3 separate regions of the Mus musculus genome follow, and regions 2 and 3 are each linked to region 1. Evidence: chromatin contacts called from ENCODE Hi-C or POLR2A ChIA-PET data. All regions are on one chromosome and are shown on one strand. Each heading gives the region's core, a stretch centred on a gene start or an enhancer-like site at or near the end of the contact. The rest is flanking DNA. Distances are from core to core; before and after follow the strand shown.

Evidence for each region. A loop is a pair of places that touch in the nucleus more often than their neighbours do. ChIA-PET counts read pairs that join two places held with the same protein, here RNA polymerase II (POLR2A).
Region 2: POLR2A ChIA-PET joins it to region 1 with 11 read pairs in embryonic stem cell. The contact joins the promoter of Slc7a5 here to the promoter of Zfpm1 in region 1. POLR2A ChIA-PET finds 5 or more read pairs at or near these places in 2 of 5 experiments (Patski and embryonic stem cell).
Region 3: a map of v-Abl transformed pro-B cells shows a loop between it and region 1 (3-fold over the local background). The contact joins the promoter of Piezo1 here to the promoter of Zfpm1 in region 1. A Hi-C loop is called at or near these places in 2 of 37 maps with a recorded cell type or tissue (T-helper 1 cell and v-Abl transformed pro-B cells). POLR2A ChIA-PET finds 5 or more read pairs at or near these places in 1 of 5 experiments (embryonic stem cell).

Annotation. Positions count from the first base shown.
Region 1 is chr8:122,279,584-122,284,254 of GRCm38, reverse strand. Zfpm1 (zinc finger protein, multitype 1) reads right to left here and starts at 2,114. Exons shown (of 10, transcript NM_009569.4): 1 at 1,733-2,114. The coding sequence starts at 1,772. The region is part of intron 1 of Gm39269 (a long non-coding RNA gene); the gene reads left to right. RefSeq lists an enhancer at 1,257-1,500.
Region 2 is chr8:121,905,375-121,910,045 of GRCm38, reverse strand. Slc7a5 (solute carrier family 7 (cationic amino acid transporter, y+ system), member 5) reads left to right here and starts at 2,360. Exons shown (of 10, transcript NM_011404.3): 1 at 2,360-2,980. The coding sequence starts at 2,440. BC048644 (cDNA sequence BC048644) reads right to left here and starts at 2,213. Exons shown (of 2, transcript NR_167716.1): 1 at 2,033-2,213.
Region 3 is chr8:122,548,996-122,553,666 of GRCm38, reverse strand. It overlaps Piezo1 (piezo-type mechanosensitive ion channel component 1), which reads left to right and starts at 2,338. Exons shown (of 51, transcript NM_001357349.1): 1 at 2,338-2,692. The coding sequence starts at 2,629.

The sequences.
Region 1 (4,671 bases), core at 865-3,364:
CTGAGCCGCCCCTCGCCCCCCCAGGCCTGCTCTCCTCTTCTGCTCGAGTCGTGGGGCACTGTGAGGGGATCGGAGGGGCTCTCCTGCACAGTCTCGGTCCTAGATCTCAGAGTATGGGGTTTCGCTGACCCAAGTGGGTTGGGCTCTGCTGGGCTCCTGCGGGCTTATCAGCGCTGGCGATCCGTTCCCAACCTGAGATCTCCCTGCCCTAGCTATCTGCATTTCTCATCAAACTGAAACACACACACACACACACACACACACACACACACACACACACACACGCACACGCTCACGCTCACGCACACACACATACACGCGAGAACAGAACCCAGCAGAGGCGCACAGGCGAGGAGGGGAAAAAGAAACCAGAGAACCAGCACAGATCGGGACCTGTGGGTGGCTTTAATTCTTCAGCTGACATGATAGAAGGAGACTTTCGGAAAACAGGTCCAGCACGCATTTGGGGAGTCGGGTTACCAGAACCCAGATTCCTCCCCGTCCCCCCCCACTTCAGTAGGGGGTACTCTCACAAGCTAAAATGCACACTTGGTCCTGGTGGCAGTGTGATGTGGACAGAGGAGGTAGCTCAGGCGTCTGGAGCTGGAAAGCCGGATGCCCAGCCCCCCTCCCGTCACCTCCTGGGCAGCCCAGATGACCTGTCGCTCTCGCCAAAGGGAAGCTCCGGGGAGGAAGCCCCGCGCCCTGCCGGGAGAGGCGCGAAGTTATTATTGGTGTGGCGTGGGGAGGAGCTCTTCCTGTGTGCTTACTCGCTCCTAGAGCAGCCAAGAGGCCCCGCAACCTGGTAGCCCCAAGAGCCCAGGAGGGTCTTACTGTAGGGGGGCACGGATGATGTAGGATTATAGGGTCTGCCTTGCTCGGGAAAGTGCCCACGGGAGAACCTGCGAGAAACTTCACTCGGGAACAACGTTTGAGTGCCTGAGGTCCCTGGATGGTTCAGGATAACCCCTCGGATGGAGGTGGAGAGAGCGGTGCCCATGGGCATCCATTCGTGTAGCGTTGTTAGGGGCAGTTGGTGGGTCGGATCTCCACATGTCCCCCAGCAGGCAGAGGTCGGATCGAAAACTCCAGAGCCGGAGCGGATAAAGGGGGTTTGGTCAGCCAGTGCCAAATGCCTAGGTTGGAGCAGCCTCCACTACCTATTCCGCTGCCTTGTCGCTCTGCAGCCAAAGCGCTGCGGTGGGCGCCGGCCGGTCCCCGCAGTCCCAAGTCCCCCTTACTCCCAGGTCTTTCTCCTTCTGCCTCTAGATACAAAGCCTGGGAGAGTCAAGCACGCCAGATAAGATCACAATTTCAGCCCGTCCCGACAGAGCGATCTTATCAGGATGGGACTTGCAGAATGGAATATTTTAAACTTTATCTGAGCCCAGATCGGGGCCGCCCTATCGCCGCACCATCTCGGATGCGGGGGAGGTGCAGGCTGCGAGGTGGCCCGGCTCTGCTGGAGCCGCGCCCCCAGACACTCTCCTTCCGGCTCTCGGGACCCGCCACCCTCTCTGGGGCCCGGACCCCCTGGGTGCCCATGCTGAGACGCGGGGGCCCTGCCCGCCGGCAGAGATTAGATTACGGCGCGCTTGGCACTCGGCGCGGGGGGCGCGGCGCGGGGTGAAGGTCGCGGGCGCAGCGGGGTTGGGCGGCCGCGCAGGGGCGGCGCGGGGCGGCGGGGCGCCAGCGGGGGTCTGGCGGGCACCACGGGCAAAGTTTGACTCACGCTTGATCTGCCGGGGATTGCTCTGTTTCCTCCTGGACATGTCTCCGGCGCCGCGCGCCCTCGCGGCGGCCGCCTCTAGCCCCTGGCGGGCGGCGGCGGGCGGCAGGGGCGCGGCGGGGTAGCGGGGCGGCTCATGCCCCCGGCCCGCGGGCTCCACGGCTGCCTCGGCCCGCGCCCCCAGCCCGCCGCGCCGCGCGTGGGCCGCCGGCGCCGCCGCGGAGGCCCGAGGCCACGGCCCTGCGCTCGGGCGCGCGGACTGCCCGGCGGGCGGCGGGCTGGTGGCGGCTTCTCTGCTCCGGCGCAGACGCCGCCGCCGCCGCCGCTCAGCTTTTCTCAATGGAACCTGCGAGCCGCGAGCGGCGAACCGGCGGCCGCCGCCAGGGCGCTCCCCGCAGGCTGGCCAGGCGGGCGGGGCCTTCGCGTAGCTGGCGGCGGGCCCCGCCTCTCGCCACGCCCCGGACCGTCCTCCGCGGTAGCGCCTTCCCACCCGTGCTGACCCCGCCCTCAGGCCGTCCTTCCCACTGGCCCCGCCCCAAACTAGCGCTCGTCTTTTCTCTGCTTGCACCGACTTCCGCGTACTCACCCAGCCTGGGCCGGGCCTTCTGTCCTCGCGCTGGCTCCACCCCTCATCTGTGCTCCTCGCGCTGACCCCGCCCTTCAGCCGATTCTTCCCACATTGGTCCCGCCCTTCGGCCGTCCCTCCTCGCGTTGACCCCGCCCCTCAGCCGTCCTCCTCACATTGACCCCCGCTCCTCAGCCGTCCTCCTTTCGTCGACCCTGTCCCTCAGCAACCTTATTACCCTGATCCCGCCTATCAGTTGTCCTCCCCACGTTGTCCCTGCCCCTGCCCCGCCCTCACAGTGACCCTGCTCCTCAGCTACACTCTCTTGTTGACTCCCTTTGCTCGTCCTCCTCACAAGAGCACAGCCTCAGCTGTCCTCAAACTGATCCCGCCCCTTTACTAGTCCTTCCCACGGGCTCCGCCCCTGTATTCCTTGCCACCCTGCTGGCCACGCCCACAACCCGCCCTTCCAGGTGCTGGCTCCGCCCACGTCTCCTCCTTCTTTGCCTTCGCCACGCCTCCGTAGGCCCGCCTTCTCCCTGGCCCCGCCTCTGCTCCGTAGTCCTTCGCACAGGCCTGGTCCTTCCCCGCCCCCAACACAGGCCTTGCCCACGTCTGTCCAATCCTCAGCTTTGTCCTCACCTCCTCCGGGCTGGCCCCTGGGCTGGCCCCAGGTCGCGCCGGCCTTGTCCCGAATTCCCACCCTCGTTTCTAGATAGACCTCTAGCCTTCTTAGTTAGTTGTAGTTTCCTGAGGTTATGTCCGCAGGCCTATTTAGGACTTGGAGACCTGTTCTGCCCCTTGGAGACCTGTGCAGCAGCCCCGCGGCACAGGCCCCTAGCTTGTCTGGCCCTGCCCCTCCGCTCTGGAGCTCCGCCCCCATGGCTTAAGTTGTGCTGCCCCTTGAAGCTGTGCCTTTCAGGGAGCCAGCAGTGGGGTCTGGATGCCCGAGGCCTGGACACTAAATTTTTGCTGGACTTTGAAAGTTGACAGAGACTCTGATCCAGAAGGAAGCTTCAGTATGAGATTTGCAGCTTCCGATGACTGTGGGTAGCCTCAAGTGGTTCAGTCTTATGCCTAATTGGAGGGGAGGGGAGGGAACCTCAGGTTTTTCCTTCTTGAACTCAGACCTGCCCGGAAATCCGGGAGGAGCCAGAGGTCAGCTGGCCTTGTTTAACCGCAGCCGATGCCACAGTGAACATCTGCCAAGGAGGTGTTCCCCCATTCCCCCAGCTTCCTCTGCTGTCACAGCCTAAGGAGGCAGGTTTCCAGTGCCCACGCAGTGTGCTCCAGACCCAGGTCAAGAATGTGCCTCTTGTTCTGTGAGGATATTGAAACTTGAGACATGCACAAGATCAACGCAGCTTCGGATGGGGTCATGTCCTCATCCAAAGCAAACCAAATGGGCACCGTTGATGTCTACTGCCTCTCTTCATAGCACACAGAGAATCAGAAAGGTCTCCACAGAGAAGACACATGGTCCCCCACCTACCTGGTAGGCAGTCTTCGGTTGGTACAACTGTCACCATCCATGTCCCCTTGGAAGTTTGCCAGATGCCAGGTACCAGGCGTTCTGGGTATGAGACCTATTTCTTTACAGCTTCTGATACTGAGGTCCTTGCAAAGAAGAGAGAGGTGGTCGCCTCTTCCCTGACACCCTGTACACTCAGTGAAGGGCACTGTGCAGGACTGGCTAGTGGGACTGAATGCTGCCCCCTCTGTTGGTCATACAGGAACACCAAGGCCCAGATCCAAGATTTGTACAAGGCTGTCTGGCTTTCTAGCTCTTCTCAGAGGAGCCATCCTTCTATAGCTGGGGTCCCCACATTGGCTGGGTCTTCTCAGTCTAGTAGCCCCAAGATGCTTACGAACTGGACAAGGCATAATTTGTCTATTTCCATCTTCTTAAGGGAAGAGCACTTTACAAGGAGATGAGGCTTAGGGTCTGGGAGTCCTGGGAGGTGACTAGAGGCTGGCATATGGTGAGAGGCTGGGTACTCGGTAAGTAACACTCAGGCTGGAAGTGCTGGATAAGAGCAGCGTTGAGTGGACATCTGAGAGTCATGAGAGAAAACTGTGGCTTTTGATTAGTAATGTCTTCCTGGGATGCAGGAAGGTGAGATGGGGCCATTCTTTGCCCGACTTGATTTACTTGTATGATGCTATGTATACATAGCCCAGGCTGGGACAGAAGGACATACTTAGCTAGCAACCTAGAGCCTGCCGGCCAGGACAAGCTGCATCATTTGCAGGGCCCAAGCAAAATGAAAATATGGGACGCCTGTTTTAAAATGAAGAATCCCAGACAGCCTCCCATCTGGGGACATGTGTCCTCCCAGATTCTGTGCCTAGCAGAAGGTCCTGCCACGGTCTGGGC
Region 2 (4,671 bases), core at 1,111-3,610, 370 kb after region 1:
ACATCCAATCAGTCCAACACCATTTTAAATAAATTACTGACCAGTTGAAGAGCTAACCACTAGGAACACACACCGGGAGCCCCAAGTCAGGAAATTTAAGATGAAACTGCTCCTCCATCCACCAGTAGATGGCGCCCCTGGAAAACATTTCAGTCTTAGCTGTTTGAAGAGGTGTTGGGGGGGGGGGGGGCACCAAACAGAGATAATACACACCAACGGTTGCTTTGCAGGAAAAAGTTTAAGGTCTTATCTAACGCTGTGATAAGCAGCAGCAGAATCACGAGCCAGGGGTCTCGGGGACATTCACTGGGTATTGTCACCAGAGCAGCTTCTGCCCAGGGCTCAGGTCCCCCTCTTGATCTCTTGTTCATTCTCTCTCTGAACTCCAGACCCAGAAGAGCCATTTGAACCTGCTGTGTTCCTCCACGACCACCGTCCTTGGCCTCTGGTAGTGGCTTTGACTTAACTATGGTTGTGATTTTATACCTCCTTGGACTATTGCTATCTCTGGTTCAAATCAAAGCTTTCCCACGGCTGCGATGCAGAACCCAGATTCCACTGGGAACAAGGACAGATTCCAAAAGAAGCAAGGGTTAGTTAGCCACCCACAGGTGAGAGGTAAGCAGGCTGCTTGCCTGGAGGTAGGAGGCCGTGAGGCTGCGCATACTGGGCAGGCAAGTTACACAACTGCAGAACTGGCTTCCTCGTTTACTATGAAGTGTTTCTAAGAGTTGCCACGTGTCCTATTAAGTTAGACGATGTACCTTGGAATCTTAGCGATGTCTCAGTGGGTTGGTGGTATGCTTTTAGCCCTCTGAAAGGACTATGTCAAGAATGAGAAGCAAGTTTCTCAATCTTCCCAAAGCCATCAGTTTAGGCAGTCTGTACTGTGGCATGGTTAATGTTGGTGTGACCTTTTAGCTCCATGGCTTCCCACTGCTCAGGCTACAGAGATACCAGCTTGTCATTGCTTGTGAATGGCTGACATACTGGGGGTTGGGGGAGGTAGCTCCAGTGACCCTTGGAGTCTTTGGCTGAACACCTCCCCGACATGGGCTTCCAAGGGGCAGCTCTGGCATTCTTGGCTGCAGCAGTAGATCCAAAGATGGGGAGAAGTTTGAATTTCTTCATTGGTCATGCCTCAGCAGTGGGGAAGGCTTGGCAGACTGGACAGTTTAGCAGAGCATACAGGGCTCTGTATCCTTACAAGTCTGAAGGTTCTTAAATTAAGCCCCCCCCCCCACCTTCCCTTCTGCTTGTCTGTGAGTTTTCCTGGGGACTCCTTTGGACAGAAAATGGAACAGCTGGTGAAAAGGAGGGGGTCTTGGGGCTCCTGGACTTATCTTGACCAATGAAATTTTCCAAGCGTACCATCAGCTCAAATTACACAGCCCATACCACGAGGGCTTGAACCCACTTCCTTGAGCTCACCGGTGGGCGTCACGAAGATGCCAGAGCTGATAATGGTGCCCACGATGATGGCACCAGGCCTGGGATGCTGAACCTTCCAGATGTGTGACCACATTATCTCAAAAACCCTCTTACCTAAGATTTCCTAAGAATGACAACCTAAAGCCCTTTCACCCTACAGTAGATTGGGTTGGTTCCCTTCTAAAACTTGCTTCTCCAGATTGGGTGTACCACTAATCGAGCTTTTGTCAAGACCCTCCTTGGGACCAGATGGATATCTAAGTCCAGGAGTAAGCTGGCTACCATTCTGGTCTATTCTTCCGTTTCCTCCAGAGCTGACGGATCATTTCGCCCTCAGACTCGTTTCCTCTGGACCAAGTTGGACTATAGGGGTGCCTCACCCCACAACCCACCCCCACTTATCCTAGATAAGATATTTATCCTTCATCTCCCAGACGCACAGGATATGCACACTGGAGGAAGCGGAGATAAACACCCGCGAGGCAGGGCCAGGATTCCGGGCAGGTGTTGGGACTATACACTGAGCCACCCCCCTTCCGGTGCTTTCTCCCTTGACAAGTCCTCTGCGCCGCCTGGGGCGGGAGAAGAAGCACGCCCTTACCAATCGGCCCTGACATCCTGCACAGGACTTGTGAGGAGGTGTGAGTCGACTCTCCACCCGCGTACAACATTCGGATCTTGTGAAACACGCCGCGATAAACCCATCAGTAGTCACGCCGCGTTAAACACATCAGTAGTCCTCAGTTTCAGGATCTTAACGCTCCACGTGCTCTAACAGACTTGGGGGCGGGGGCCCGCGAAGGAGGCGGGGTCGCGCGGGCTGAGGGGGCGGGGGCCTTTGCGAGCTGAACCAACAGCAGCGGCGATGGGCGGAGCCTGGAGGGCGGGTAACGGTAGAGATAAAAGGCCGCGCGGGCGGGGCGGACGCAGACGCACTTCTCAGTACGCGGAGAGCGGCTCGGCCGCGCGCACGCCGGGTATCCAGGCCGAGCCGGGAACGCCGAGAGCATGGCGGTCGCGGGCGCCAAGAGGCGCGCGGTTGCGACCCCGGCGGCGGCGGCGGCGGAGGAGGAGCGGCAGGCGCGGGAGAAGATGTTGGAGGCGCGGCGCGGGGACGGCGCGGACCCCGAGGGCGAAGGCGTGACCCTGCAGCGCAATATCACGCTGCTCAACGGTGTGGCCATCATCGTGGGCACCATCATCGGCTCTGGCATCTTCGTGACGCCCACCGGCGTGCTCAAGGAAGCGGGGTCGCCCGGACTGTCGCTCGTGGTGTGGGCTGTGTGCGGCGTCTTCTCCATCGTGGGCGCACTCTGCTACGCGGAGCTGGGCACCACCATCTCCAAGTCAGGCGGCGACTACGCCTACATGCTGGAGGTCTACGGCTCGTTGCCCGCCTTCCTCAAGCTCTGGATCGAGCTGCTCATCATTCGGCCCTCCTCGCAGTACATCGTGGCGCTGGTCTTCGCCACCTACTTGCTCAAGCCGGTCTTCCCCACTTGTCCGGTGCCCGAGGAAGCTGCCAAGCTCGTGGCCTGCCTCTGCGTGCGTAAGTAGGGGTCCGGGCTGGGGTGGGGCCGGGCTGGGGCGGGGCCGGGTGGGCGCGAGCCAAGGTTCCTGCGTTTACAGCTCGGCAACACCCATCCCAGTATCCCTCCATCTGTCCATCCCTGAACCATCTCGGCAGTTCCAGGCTAAAGTCACAGGCCCCAGAACCCACGTGCGTTTCTTTAATCCATTCATAGTGTCTATGCTTTCGGGACAGCCCTCGCGAGACCTCAGTGGGTCGCGGCTCTGACCCCGCGGCAGGCATCCCGCTTCCCGACCTGAATTCTAAGTACGAGAGATCTACTCTGTCCCGGGTGAGAGCAATACACTCCCTGCCTTCAGCAAAGCACCACGTGGAGTGGCAGATATGCCAGTTTCCTGTTTCAGCTTCAGTTGCTGACTGGTTGCTAAGAGGGAAATTGCAGTTTAAAAAAAAAAATCACTTATGTTCTTAAAACCGGCCTATCAGGAATCAGTGAACTGGCTGACTCATAAGAAAACAGTAGTAATAAATTTGTGTGTGGTAGTGATGGCTGCTTGCTCGTTTAAGATGAGTAGCGGAATCGTGTAAAGCCTGCCTGTCAGTAAAGGACTAAAAGAAACTCGGCTGCAGACAGACGACAGTCTGTGTGGGTGGGCTTGAGGGGTCCCAAGATGTGCCAGGTAACAGCTGTTGAGTGTAGCCTTTATGGGACGCATAGGTCAAGACGGATTGATTTCTGCTTTCAAAAACAGTTGTGTGATTTTTCAGGACTGGGGGAAAATGATCGTTTGAAGCAAATGCCACATGATTTGGTGGTGGAGAGCAACCTGGAAATAAATCATGCTACTTTCAAAATTACAGATGAGTTCAGGCAGCTAAGACCGATGTATCTGTTTGTTTTGAGAGCTGTGTTGATAGTGCACACAGAGAGGGTGATGGGGAGGTGGGCTAGACTTGGTTGTGAGCCATGGAAGTCCGGGGCTGCTGTTAGCACTGGGGCCACTGCTCGATGCCAGTGCCTGTTTTGGCTTTGGCCCTGAGACTGTCTCCTGTTATCAGACCCAGCCGGGTGTGCCCTTCAATTCTGAGACCACCCACTCTGCTCTGTAGTGCCAGTTGGATGATGACCAGTAAGGTCTTCTGTGTGCTTGGTTCATGTGTAAACCGTCATAGCTAGAGTTGGTCTTCAAAAGCACTGGGCAGTCCAGGGAGAGCCTGGCCTCAAACGGGACACTGCATACTCAATTTTAATTGTCCAGTTCTCCTTATGGATGGTAATCTCTTTAGGGATAAGGAATGTCGTGGGTACCTTTAAGGTTTGTTGTTTGCTTGCTTGCTTGCTTGCTTGCTTGCTTGGTTTTGAGACAGGCTCATGCTATGCAGCCCTGGCTGGTCTGCAGTTCTCTGTCTCCCAAGTGCAGGCAGTAAGTGTGTGTACCATCATGCCAGGCTGGCATGGCTGTCTTTAAAGAGCCCACACTCTTGTCAAGATAGTTCTGGAAACTGCAGGTGCTAGTGACATATGGGAAGCAATGCTTGCCCACAGGAGGCTGTGAGCACTGAGGGCTGGCAAATGTCCTTTCTTTTAAAATTTGTTTTCTTTTTTTTCTTTTTTTCCATTTTTTATTAGGTATTTAGCTCATTTACATTTCCAATGCTATACCAAGAGTCCAGGTGCTCTTCCAGGTCTCTGAAGGCCTGGGCGCCGG
Region 3 (4,671 bases), core at 1,089-3,588, 270 kb before region 1:
GGTCACCTCTCAGAAAAAGTGGGGACCCTACTGGCAGAGTTGCATCCCTCTGTCTACTCTGGCCCTGTGCCATCCTCTTCACCCTGGGGACAGTTCTCAGTGTAATGGTGTACACCTGCAATCCTACACACCTCCTGTCGGCTGCACAAAGATCAGTTCAAGGTTATCCTTGAACTACACAGCAAGTATGAAGCCAGGTCAAAAGACAGAGGAAGAGAGAGAGGGAGAAAGGTGATACAGAGGTACCAGGGCTGAGGGCCAGGCAGGCTGTTGCTGATCTGGCCTGATCTGCCTCTCCCTGTTTGGCAAAGGACAAGAAGGAATGTTCTGATACTAAGGATCTGGTCTGGTTTTTGTTTTGTTTTGTTTTGTTTTTTGTTTTTTCGAGACAGGGTTTCTCTATATAGTCTTGGCTGCCCTGGAACTCACTTTGTAGACCAGGCTGGCCTCGAACTCAGAAATCCACCTGTCTCTGCCTCCCAAGTGCTGGGATTAAAGGCGTGTGCCACCACTGTCCTGGTCTGTTTTGTGAGTTTTTTTTGACCTAGGTAATGCTTGTGTGTGACTGACCAGGATATCAAAAGGAAGGAGGCTTGCTTGCATGCCAAGACTGCATACTTGCTGTGGCGGGCAAGGGTGGCGCCAGTTTTTCAATGGTAACATTGTATCTTAGAAGCTGCTCCCACAATTCAGGGAGTCTTCAGATGCTCTTTAAACTGCTACAACACTGTAGGATACAGTTTAGTTTTTTTGAGAGTTCCCCTGTTTGTTCCTTTCTGTTTTTACCCTACAACTACTTCAATGGTTGTGAGACATAAACATTTCAGTTCCTTTGGGACAGTGGTTCTCAACCTTCCTAATATTGCTTAATTAATTTCTAATATTGCTTATTTATTTATTATTAATTATTTTTATTTATTATTAATTAATAATTAATTAATTAATATTCCTTAAGACACTTCATGTTGTGGTGACCCTTGACCATAAAATTATTTTGTTGCTATAACTATAATTTTGCTACTTCTTTTTTTTTTTTTTTTTTTTTTTTGAGACAGGGTTTCTCTGTGTAGCCCTGGCTGTCCTGGAACTCACTTTGTAGACCAGGCTGGCCTCGAACTCAGAAATCTGCCTGCCTCTGCCTCCCGAGGGCTGGGATTAAAGGCCACGCCCGGCCTATAATTTTGCTACTCTTATGAATCATAATGTAAATAGCTGTTATGTAGGATATCTATTATGCAACCCCTATGAAAGGGTCGTTCAAGGCCCATAGCTGTCACGACCCACAGGTTGAGAACTGCTGCTCAAGGAGCAGGTCTGAATGAATTTCTGAACCTTCCCGTGTCTTAGCAGCACCCCTTCAGAGTCAGACTAGAGGTGAGTCTTGGAGACCAAGCTAGGCAGTTTAAATACTATATGTCCAGGGAAAGCCTGCATTTCTGGTGGTTCTGGAAAATTGAAGGTTCTGAAGTGTGATTGACTTTAGCCTGCTGGTGCCTTGAGGCTCAAAAGGGTCACATCATCACCGCTCCCGGTTAAGCCTCTGCCCCTAATGCTACTCATTTCCCAGTGCATCCTGAACTTGGTCCAACTGTGCCGTTCTTGACCCCTTTTCATTTCGTCTTTCCTATCCACCTTAATACGGAAGACTGAGCCAAACCAAGGCGGCTTGGGTGAGGTACCGGGCACGTGCCGGACTCAGACCTTGTCTGGCCACCAATGGGACAGCAGGTGCTCTGTCAGCTTTTGCTACTGTCTGTAGCACACTGACTAAAGCCAAGCCACACAGTGGGGGCAGGTGTGACTGGAAGCAGTCCCAAAGCCCCAACGCAGACCACAGTGGGATGCAGCTGTCTGATGCCACAGCAGTAAGGTGTCTCTCCACCCCAACCACCAAGGCCTAGCCAGCGTGGCCGCCAGTGCCACAGTTAGGGACTCTGACAGCCCCCAGAGGGCGCTGCGCCATCACGGCTTGGGGAACAAAGCGAAAGTTGCTCCAACCACGAGGGGCGCAGTTGCGCGTGGGTACTAAGTGGGTCAGGTCTTTGGGAGTCTTCTTGTATTGCCCCCACCCCGGGTCCCAGGCCCCGGAGCCCCAGGGAGAAGCGCCCCACGGGCACAGTGCGAGTAACTGCGCTGGGCTGAAGGAGGGTTTGGGGGGCGCGCGGGTCGAGGTCTCCGGGTCACCGGCACCAGCCAGGCTAGTAGGGCCGGCGCTCGAGCAGACTGCGCTGGGCAGCGAGGGGGTGCCTGGGCGCGCCTGGCCGTCGGGGGAAGCGCGGAGGCGGGCACTCCAGGGAGGGCGGGGGCCGAGCTTATAAAGGCCCGCAGGCGGGAGCAGGGAGAGAGCCGCCGCGTCGCCGTCCGGCCCAGCTCGGCCTCCACGAGCCGCCGTGAGTTCCGAGCCGGGCGGGCTGACAACCCAGCGTGCGCGGGATCCGGCCGTCGGGAACCAGAGGGCGCGGCCGGGCCGGCCGGCGACCCGAGATCGAGGCCGGCGGGAGGTCACAGCAGCCGCGCGCCGCACGTGCGGAGACCCGCCCAGAGTGCCATGGCGCGCGGTTCCTCCGGCCCTCGCACCTCCCTTTAGCCACGGCGGCGCGACCCCGGGCGGTCCCCCGGCCGCGGGGCATGGAGCCGCACGTGCTGGGCGCCGGGCTCTACTGGCTGTTGCTGCCCTGCACGCTCCTGGCGGGTGAGTGGAGGGCGCGGGCGGGAAGGCTGCGTCCGCGTCCCCCTGCGCCGCGCCGCCCCGGCGGGCGAGCATAGGCGAGGAGATTCCGCGGGACTCGCGGCCCAGGGCGCTCGCATTCCAGAGGCGTGAGCGCGCTGGCGGCCTCGGCGGGCCCGGCCCGGGCACCGAGTGGAAAGCACGGCAGGCAACGGCGAGGCGCGGGTCCGCGAGAGCCCCAGATAGCGCTGGGCGTCTCCACGCGGGCTGGGAGGAGAGGCCCGGGCAAGGGGCTGTTAGTGTCTGAGCTGTGAGGGGAGCGCGACTTTCTATTCTCTTTCGTAGTTAAGAAAAAAGAAAGAAAGAAAGAAAAAAATCAAACTTGCATCATGACTTCCTGACCAATCTGGGAGAAGGTGGCGTTCTGCCTGGAGCTTTTCAAGTCAGAAATTTCCTACCAGAACTAATGTTCCAGCCCTAGGCGCAGTTCTTAGTCTCAGTTCCGAGGTTGTCTGTCCAATGCTAAGCTCCTGTCTTCCTTGTGCCCTACTTGGTTACCTTCCAGAGGGACTGGGGCACAGGGCGCCCCAGGAGGCTCTGCCTGATGTCAGAACTGGAGATCCCCTACCTTGGCATACGTCCCTTTCTTGCAAAGAGCTTCTCTCTTTTGGTGTCATAGGTGCTGGGCTCCATTGCCGCCCTCCCAGCCTCACCCAGGGCACCTTGCCCAGCTGCTCACCCCCTTACACCTCCTGAAGCAGTCAGCACCCCTCCACATGTGACCTTCCTCGGGGTCTGATTAAATTAGCCCACAGAGAGTCAGTGTACCCACTGTGAAAGTTGGTCTGCCTCGTGGAAGTCCATCTGTTGGAGGTGGGGGGGTTGTGCGTGATTCCCTCCATCTCTCCACGGACACTGCTTGTGCACCCTGTTTCAGGAACAGGCTCCGGGGGGTGTCAGGCAACCCGGGCAATGACTTCCACACAGGCCAAGTTTTGATTTGTAGGACCAAAATGTGGTGAGACCGGGGTGGGGGGGTGGGGGGGATTTTTCAAGGCAGGAATCAATGAAAACCATTGAGCTCTGAAAGGAGGGGCCAGCGGATACTGTCCTCAGCTCAGCCCGGACTTAGGAGAGCCAAGGTCTAGGGCCCACATTTGTGGCTTCTTTTCCTCGCTGGCCTGTAGACGGTCAGACTGTAAATATAAGCAGAATGGGTGGATGAGAATGTAGAAGACGGGTACCCTTCTTAAAGATTCAACAAGAGCTGCTTCTCAGGCTCCTTCACTGACTGTCAACACTTGGGAACAAGGAGGGCAGGGCAGGGAAGAGGTGGTCCTGTTGTGTGCAGAGAAAGGCTTCTCCATCTTCATGGAAGAGGTCCTCTTTCACAGACAAGGGCCGTGCTTAAACAAAACCGGCAGACTTTTCTCTGACAGGCCAGATGGTGAATGCTTTCACATCATGAAATACTCTGATATTTTTTTCCAGCAGTTAAAAAAAAATGCAAAATCATTTCTTAGCTCGTGGACAGCAGTGCTACTAGCTAGAATTTATCCTTACCCTCCAAGGATCAGTCTGGGCTCTGAGGTCCCCTGGCTTTTCAGCTGTAGTATGTGGGTGTCAGAGGAAGCTTCCAGACTGAGTCTGGTTAGGATGTGAAGGAGGCTTTGCCAGCTTTGGGGGTTCCCACCCAGCCTGTGTGTTAGTCACCTGGGGAGCTTTCAAAAGAATATTGATGACTAATGCTCCTGTCTTTCCTTAGGCTCAAACTGTCCCCCCAATAAAATTCATTCATGAGAACATATCTAGGCACAGGCCACACCTACCCTGACACTGAGCCTGGGTGTGGGCTTGGCCACCAACAGTCTTCTTTATGCCTGGGGAGGTGGGCAAGGGATACAGAGCCAGCTAAGAGCTCTGTGTGGTGACGTAGGGGATGCTGGCATCCTGTTCATTTCTATGGGGTGTAGTCATCACTGCGGGACCTCTTGCTGGAGGTG